Linked DNA regions of Homo sapiens: regions 1 and 2 are each linked to region 3. Evidence: read pairs that join two places in POLR2A ChIA-PET (ENCODE). Cell type or tissue: HepG2. All regions are shown on one strand. Region 1 overlaps SLC13A3 (solute carrier family 13 member 3). Region 2 has its middle 12 kb from the start of TP53RK-DT. Region 3 has its middle 7.7 kb from the start of ZNF334.

Region 1 (2,500 bases), 110 kb before region 3:
CGGACAGATATTTTTCGGTGAAATGTATTTTAAAAATTGCCTGCCTACAACAAATCTCAAAATAAGAAACAAAAAGGGCAAAGAAGAGAGATTAAGAAGCAGAAGGGGGTGAAAAAACAGCACTCAGGAAGTAAGTGGAAGAGAAAAATAAAGCTATTCTGTTATAAAGGCTGTATCAGACAGAGCAAAATGGGGAAATATTAAAAACATAATCAGAGACATGATATACAGGCTAAAAAAGATTGAACAAAATGAAGTGGAAAAGTAAGAAAGGATGGATGAAAAACAATTAGTATGGAAGACAAAGGAAATCCAACATCAGCATAATTGGTGTTCCTGAAGAAAAAAATAAAATGGAAAACAATATTGGAATCTTTAATAGAAGAACATTTCTCCAAAACTAAAACATATGCAGGTTGAAAGAGCTTACTGTCTTCCAGAAACAGCTTATGGACACTCATCAACACCAAGACAAATTGTGGTAACATTAATGGACTTGAAGCTTAATTAAAAAACCTTATGGATATCCAGGCAAAAAATTCAAGTGAGCTATAAGGGGTGGGAGAAATCAGGCTGGACTCAAATTTCTGCAATAATTAAATATCTGCTAATTCTCAGAGAAAGAACATGTAACCCAATAATTTTACAGATATATCACTTGTGTATTCAGAGGATGCCTTCTTTTTTAAAATATGTGCATATTTGTTGTTGAAGTTTGGAAAATAGAGCATATAAGAAAGAAATCCAAATTTATTCATAATATCATCCCTAAGATAGAAATGTCAATCACACACTTCAAAATGCTTTCACAGACATTTGTCCTAATGGAATCCTCTGTGATGTAGACATCCCAATATTATTATTCCCAATTAGAAGATGAACTAATTTAGGCTCAGTGTGTTCAGTGATTTTCTGCAAAAATTCAGCAGCAAAACCACCTATCCCCAGGCTTCCTGGCCCTTGGGCCTGAGTTCTCTAGAACAGTCTGTCCTATAAAACTTTCTGTGATGATGGAGATGTTCCATATCTGCTCTGTTCAGAATGGTGGACCCTAGTCCCATGTGGCTGTTGAGCACCTGAAATGTGGCTAGTGTTACTAAGAAACTGGAATTTTAAATTTTGTTTGATGTTAATGAACTTGAACTTAAATTCCACATGTGACCCAGGGCTCCACTGTTTAGACAGGCCAGCACTAGAGAGTTGCTTGGTATTCTTTCCCCTTCAAAGGCAGCTGACCACTTTCCATTTCAGCCATCCTCCCAACCTCATCCATATCAAGTTCACCCAGAATCTGGCCTCTAGGGTCAGCCTTGATCATTAGGACTAGCCTCCTTCCCTGTGGCACCTGTCTTCTCCAGATGCAGACTCCGTTAGGCCTTGCCGTCAGTTCCTTCAACCCTAGAGATTTTAGCTGAGTCCCACTGGCTTCTGACGGCAGAGGGAGTAGGCTGGGAGCTAAGCAATGTTTTACCCGAAGCTGCTACTCCTTCTTCCCTGGGCCCGCTCAGCAAGATTCTCCCTCCCAAAATGGAGCCTCTGGACAGAAACAAGTGGCAAGAAAGCAAACTGCTCACCCTGGCTTGACCCAGAAAATAAGTCTGCAAAATCAGACACCTCTCCCAACCTCTGAACTCCAGAAGTTAAAATTGAAAGGAGCAGTGCCTCGGGATCATGTGGCCCCACACTCCTTCCTACCTGAATCTGCCCTTGAAGATCCGAGGGAAGCCTCTATTTTGCAAACACACAGAATGAACCTCAGTGTGGCCACGTGGCTGGTGTGAGTTCATGAAACAGGAGGCCCAGAGGCAGAGGTTGACCAGAGCTGCTGTTGGGTGGAGTAAAATCATGGATCCACCTGGACTCCCCTCTATGATTCCACTATTTCAAACGGACCAGGGCTGGGAGTGATGAGATCTACTCTTAGGCTCTGCATGGTCCTGAAGACACTACACCTCCTCTCCAGACCTCAGTTTATATCTGTAAAATGGGGATTTTAAAATGGAGCAGGGGTTTTCAGTACAGAGTCCGGTGATCCCTACTAATCTGTCAACATCTTGACATTACATTCAGTATTGCGTATGTGTGGGCACATATACAATATGTCGGTTTTTCATTAATTACCGCAGGGGTCCATCCTTCTACCAATTCAAATCACTTAGATGAGAGGTCATAAATTGGTGACTATAGGTTGAATACCACCTGCAGATGTAGTTTTTTTTTTGATTGGCCCACAGTTTCCTTTTAATGAGCAAATCTTTTAAAACTGAGATTTCACATAGAAGCAAAATTTCAAGCTTCTCTTGAAATCAGGAGAGCTGGCATCACGGGACCCACATTCCTGCATCACAACAATCAGAGGAGCTGAGCAGCAGTGGTTGTCCTCGTGGTAGGGGAGGCCCCTGTGTTCCCCACTTCACCACAGTCCCCGCCCCTCCCTATTGCACTCATGACACTGAAGTCCAGTGCCAGCTGTAAGTTACTGTTAAGCTTGGGAACTTTT
Region 2 (2,500 bases), 160 kb before region 3:
TTTTCCATCACTTGAAGCCAAAAGCATTCCTAACCAACACAGATAGAGACCCCAGGCCGCCAAAGCCATACTTGTTCATAGCATCTTGCTGCCTTTTACTGTCAGGTTAGAGCCTCTCTATTTAGATCAAAGTGAAGGAGACAGACTAACTCCAGCCCCTTCTTACCAAGGCCTGGGAGGTGAGAACCCGGCACTGAGACCCAGCCTATTCAAGGCCTGGCCAAAGTCTGCCACCAACTCCTTCTGTGAGTTTGGGGAAAATTCTAGACTTCCCTGGGCCTCAGTTTCTCCACCTGTAAAGTGGAAGATTTGATCTAGGTCCAGTGGGTGGCTGTAACTGTAGGCAGTTTTCTTGGGTTCACATAATGTTTGCTTTTTAGTTGCCAATGTTAAACAATTTCATATGCCAATGTTAAACAATTTCAAACATACATATGGATTGTTTCATATGTAAAAATCTAGACATCTGGCTTCTCTGGAAACATCGTCAGGAGATCTTGCCACACGGGACCCTGTTCTAACACCTCTTCTTTTAGAGGGGCCTGTGCTTTCCAATTTGCCCCAGTCTCCACTGCTCCCTATTGCTCTTTGGCTCTGAGTCACTGTTTGTCATCACGCTGGTCCCGTTGTTCTTCTTACAGAGGTAAGAGGAGAGTGAGATATGTCTTACTCCTCTTGTTACTTGTCCCTGAGAGCATTGAATTTGCAACCTTTAGATAAGATGGCATGTATCTTCCCCAGGGCCTCACGGGCATCCCAAAACTCAACAGGTCCCAAAACAAACCCCTGGTTTCACCCATAGTCTCTGCCCCCATCACAAGTTTCCCATCTTAGTAAATGGCAGCCCCAGGAATCCAGAACTTCACCCCAAACCTGGGGGCTCTCTTTGACTCCTGTCTTTCACCAGCTCCCCTCGCCCCCATTCGATCCAGCAAAAGATCCTGCCAGCTTTACTTTCAAAATATAATTAAAAGGTTGGGAGCGTGGCTGCCCTTGGGGGAGGGGCAGTGATTTGGAGGGGGCTTCTGGGGACTTCTAGGGGGATGGACAAGTTCTATTTCTTGAGCTTGATGCTGGTTATGTGGGTGGATTGGGTTTGTAAAACTTCATGAAACTGCAGGCATGTTTATATGTGTACTTTTCAGTATTTATGTTGTACTTCAATAAAAAGCTGTGAGGCCAGGTGGTGGCTTGTGCTTGTAATGCCAGCACTTTGGAATGCCGAGGTGGGCGGATCACCTGAGGTCAGGAGTTCAAGTCCAGTCTGGCCAACATGGCGAAACCCTGTCTCTACTAAAAACACAAAAATTAGCCAGGCATGATGGTGGGCGCCTGTAATCCCAGCTACTTGGGAGGCTGAGACAGGAGAATCGCTTGAACCCAGGAGATGGGGGTTGCAGTGAGCCGAGATCGCCACTGCACTCCAGCCTGGACAGGGTGAGACTCTGTCTCAAAAAAAGAAAAGAAGCTGATGAATTTGGAACTACTCTCCGTTCCCCCTCCTGGCCACCCTGGCGTAGGCCATGTGATCTTTTGCCTGAACCCCTGCAGTTGCCTCTCATGGTTCTCCCCACTTCTGCCGTCGTCCCCACTGTTTCCACGCAGCCCAGGAATTCTATTAAATCTCAGTTCAGATCTGCCAGGCAAGGTGGTGCATGCCTGTAGTCCCAGCGACTGGGGAGGCTGAGGCGGGAAGGATCTCCTGGGCCCAGGAGTTCAAGGCTGCAGTGAGCTGTGATTGCACCACTGCACTCCAGCCTGGATGACACAGTTTAGTTTTAGTTAAAAACAAAATTAAACAAACTAAAGAAAAAGAAAAGAAAAGAAAAAAAGGGGCCGGGCGCAGTGGCTCGTGCCTGTAATCCTAACAATTTGGGAGGCTGAGGTGGGCGGATTGCCTGAGCTCAGGAGTTCGAGACCAGCCTGGGCAACACGGTGAAACCTTGTCTCTACTAAAAAAAAAAAAAAAAAAAAAAAGAGTTGAGAGAGTGGCTGCCCTTGGTGAAGGGGCAGTGATTTGGAGGGGGCTTCTGGGGACTTCTCGGGGGATGGACAAGTTCTATTTCTTGAGCTTGATGCTGGTTATGTGGGTGGATTGGGTTTGTAAAATTTCATGAAACTGCAGGCATGTTTATATGGGTACTTTTCAGTATTTATGTGGTACTTCAATAAAAAGCTGTGAGGCCAGGTGGTGGCTTGTGTCTGTAATGCCAGCACTTTGGAAGGCCGAGGTGGGTAGATCACCTGAGGTCAGGAGTTTAAGACCAGTCTGGCCAACATGGCGAAACCCTGTCTCTACTAAAAACACAAAAATTAGCCGGGCATGATGGCGGGTGCCTGTAATCTCAGCTACTTGGGAGGCTGAGATAGGAGAATCGCTTGAACCCAGGATGTGGAGGTTGCAGTGAGCCGAGATCGCCACTGCACTCCAGCCTGGACAGGGTGAGACTCTGTCTCAAAAAAAGAAAAGAAGCTGATGAATTTGGAACTACTCTCCGTT
Region 3 (2,500 bases):
ATTGTGTGCATGAGCTTCAGGGTAAAACTAGACCTGAAGTGAATACTTACCCCACCACTCTCTAACAGTGTGGTCACAGGCAAGTTATTTATTAGAGTGACAACTTGTCCCTGTTTGCCCAGGACTGCCCCACTTCTAGCATTGAAAGACCCAAGTCTTGGGAAAATTCTATTTCTATTTCTATTTATAAATTATTGGATGTATATTTATATTTAACGTAAGCTTAGTTTACATATTTGTGAAATAGGATCTATAGTATTACTTAACATGTAGCATTGTTCTGAGGATTAACTGTTATAAGAGGTAGAAACTGCTTGCTTGTAGCAAGCCTAAAATGCATTTCATTCTATTCTTTCACAATACTTCCCCCCATTTGGAATTCTATAGCTGTCTGTAATCATCTACATACTGTGGTCTTTCTCACCAGATTCTGAGTAGGCAGTGACCATGCATGACTGGCTTCTTCACCGCTGAGTCCTCTAATCTAATACCATGCCTGGCACATAGTAGGTACCCCCAAAATATTTGTTGGATGAATAAATGAATGGATAATGAATAAAGACTAGTTTTAATCTTAATACCCAAGACCTTTTGCTGAAATCTGGTTCCTTGAGAAAGTTTTGAGGCACAGATTGTGACTTTTTGGAGTTCTCCGGTTGCTAGCAACAGAAAGCATCTCTGGCGAACTAAATCAAAAGGGAATTTGATTTCTATTGGAGTTGGAAAACAAAAAAAGAAAAGAACCAGGGAGAACTCTGGAGATCCATGTAGCTGGAGCTAATGGGCAGTTGCTTCACAGCATTCATGTCAGTATGAACAGGATGAACATTCTACTCAGGATTCAAAATCAAATCCATGATATGCTTGGTTCAGACAATGTGCTTGTATCTAGACCAGGAGCACAATGGGCAACTTGGACCATCTTTCAAGGGCTGTTATTGACAGTTGTACAGGTTGGGCACTCCTCAATTCCAGTAGGCACCACTCATCACAGTCTGAATGGATGGATTCTCTGGAGTTATGCAGTGCACAGCCTATGAGAGTGTATACAGGAGACCTGAGTGGTGGTGGTATAGTTCCCCAAAGGAAAATTGAAGTGTTTGTTATGAGAAAAAGGAGGACCAGAAGAAAAAACAACACGTCCACCACAAATGAATTGACTCGAGTTAACAGCTGTGGGAGGTTGACATTATTTGATGTATCAGCAAGAGCTAGGCCTTCCCAGGCCTTCCTCAGCACTTGCTATCAGCCAGGCCTTCTTTACCTTGCAGCCACAGACACTGAGCCTTCACAGCGAGGTCGCCTGACAAAGCAACAACAAAGTCAGTCTGACAACCACTGGCCTGTGCCAATGCTGCCACTTAGTGGCCTTCATGGAAACCACACTATCCAGTGTGGGCTTGCCAGTCTGCCTTCTTCTTACCTTGTCCCTCTCCCTCCATTCCTTCCCTCCCCTCCCCTCCTCTGCCCTGCCCTCCCCTTCCCTCCTGCAATGCTGGAACTCCTCCTTCTTTGGTTTGGTAGTAAACCCTACCTATACCTTTCTTTTGGCTTGGAATTCCTCTCCTTGATCACTATTTGACCATCTTTATTGGTTATTGGTGTAAAGCAACATCATTTATTATTATTATCTGTCATGATTCTGAAGGTTCACTTATAGGCGGTCCACACTCAGGCAGGTGGTGGCTGGGGATGGAGTCCTCTTGAAGGCTTTCTTATTCACATGTCTGTTGGCTAGGACCTTAGCTGGGAATTTTACCCACAATGTCCACACATGGCCTCCTCATGTAGCCTGGGCTTCCTCATGGCATGGCGTCCAGGTCCCAAGAGTGAGCATCCTCAAACAGAGAGCTGGGCGGAGACTGTATTGCCTTTTATGCCCAGGCCTTGTTAGTCACGTGGCCTCACTTCCACCATATCCTTTTAGTTGAGGCAGTCATGAAGGTCTATCCAGGTTTCAGGGGAGGGGACATAGAGTCCACCTTTTGATGGGGGAGTGATGCAGTAAGAAGAGAAAGTAGGATGGGAGATATTGTAATGGGCATCTTTGGAAAATACAACATGCTTCACCATAACAAACAAGGCCCAACTAGCCAGCCATGTCATTCATAGGCCTGACTGGAGCTCAAACCTGGCAAACTGCACCACACTCTCTGGCCTCTGCACATACTGTTCCTTCTGACCAGAGGAATCCTCTTCACCCTTGGCTGCCAATTCTAATCTATCAGATCCACACTGAATGTTCGCTTCCTCCTGGAGGCTACTTCTGAACCCACTGTCCAGGGTGAGCAGCCATCTCCTCTCTGCCCACAGTACTTGTTCTTATCTCCCTCATAGCACTCATTGCACCTGTCCTGCAAAGGGCTAAACTCTACTTAGACAGGATCTTGCCTCAGGTGCCATTTCCATTTCACTGGCTCACCTCCCATCAACATTAGCTTTCAGGAGGTTTGAATTCACAATCCCCACAGTTGGTCCTCCTCTCACCAAAGGTGATGTG

What was found. ChIA-PET counts read pairs that join two places held together with the same protein. Peaks named below come from ENCODE experiments on the same cell type or tissue, not always from the same donor. Only the 100,000 strongest peaks of a DNase experiment are listed, where the experiment ranks them.
Region 1: POLR2A ChIA-PET joins it to region 3 with 5 read pairs; 1 of 35 experiments calls an interaction of 5 or more read pairs at or near these places.
Region 2: POLR2A ChIA-PET joins it to region 3 with 8 read pairs; 9 of 35 experiments call an interaction of 5 or more read pairs at or near these places.

The regions. Positions count from the first base shown.
Region 1 is chr20:46,627,346-46,629,845 of GRCh38, reverse strand. All of the region lies in intron 1 of SLC13A3 (solute carrier family 13 member 3), which reads left to right. Among named protein-coding and RNA genes, the nearest start is that of SLC13A3, 23 kb to the left of the region's middle. In HepG2, no CTCF peak of the experiment used is centred here; a DNase peak (open chromatin) is centred at 1,130.
Region 2 is chr20:46,675,889-46,678,388 of GRCh38, reverse strand. It overlaps a transcript of SLC13A3 not described here. Among named protein-coding and RNA genes, the nearest start is that of TP53RK-DT, 12 kb to the left of the region's middle. In HepG2, no CTCF peak of the experiment used is centred here; a DNase peak (open chromatin) is centred at 1,198.
Region 3 is chr20:46,520,035-46,522,534 of GRCh38, reverse strand. No RefSeq gene overlaps it. Among named protein-coding and RNA genes, the nearest start is that of ZNF334, 7.7 kb to the right of the region's middle. In HepG2, a CTCF peak has its summit at 1,355 (motif pointing left); a DNase peak (open chromatin) is centred at 1,324.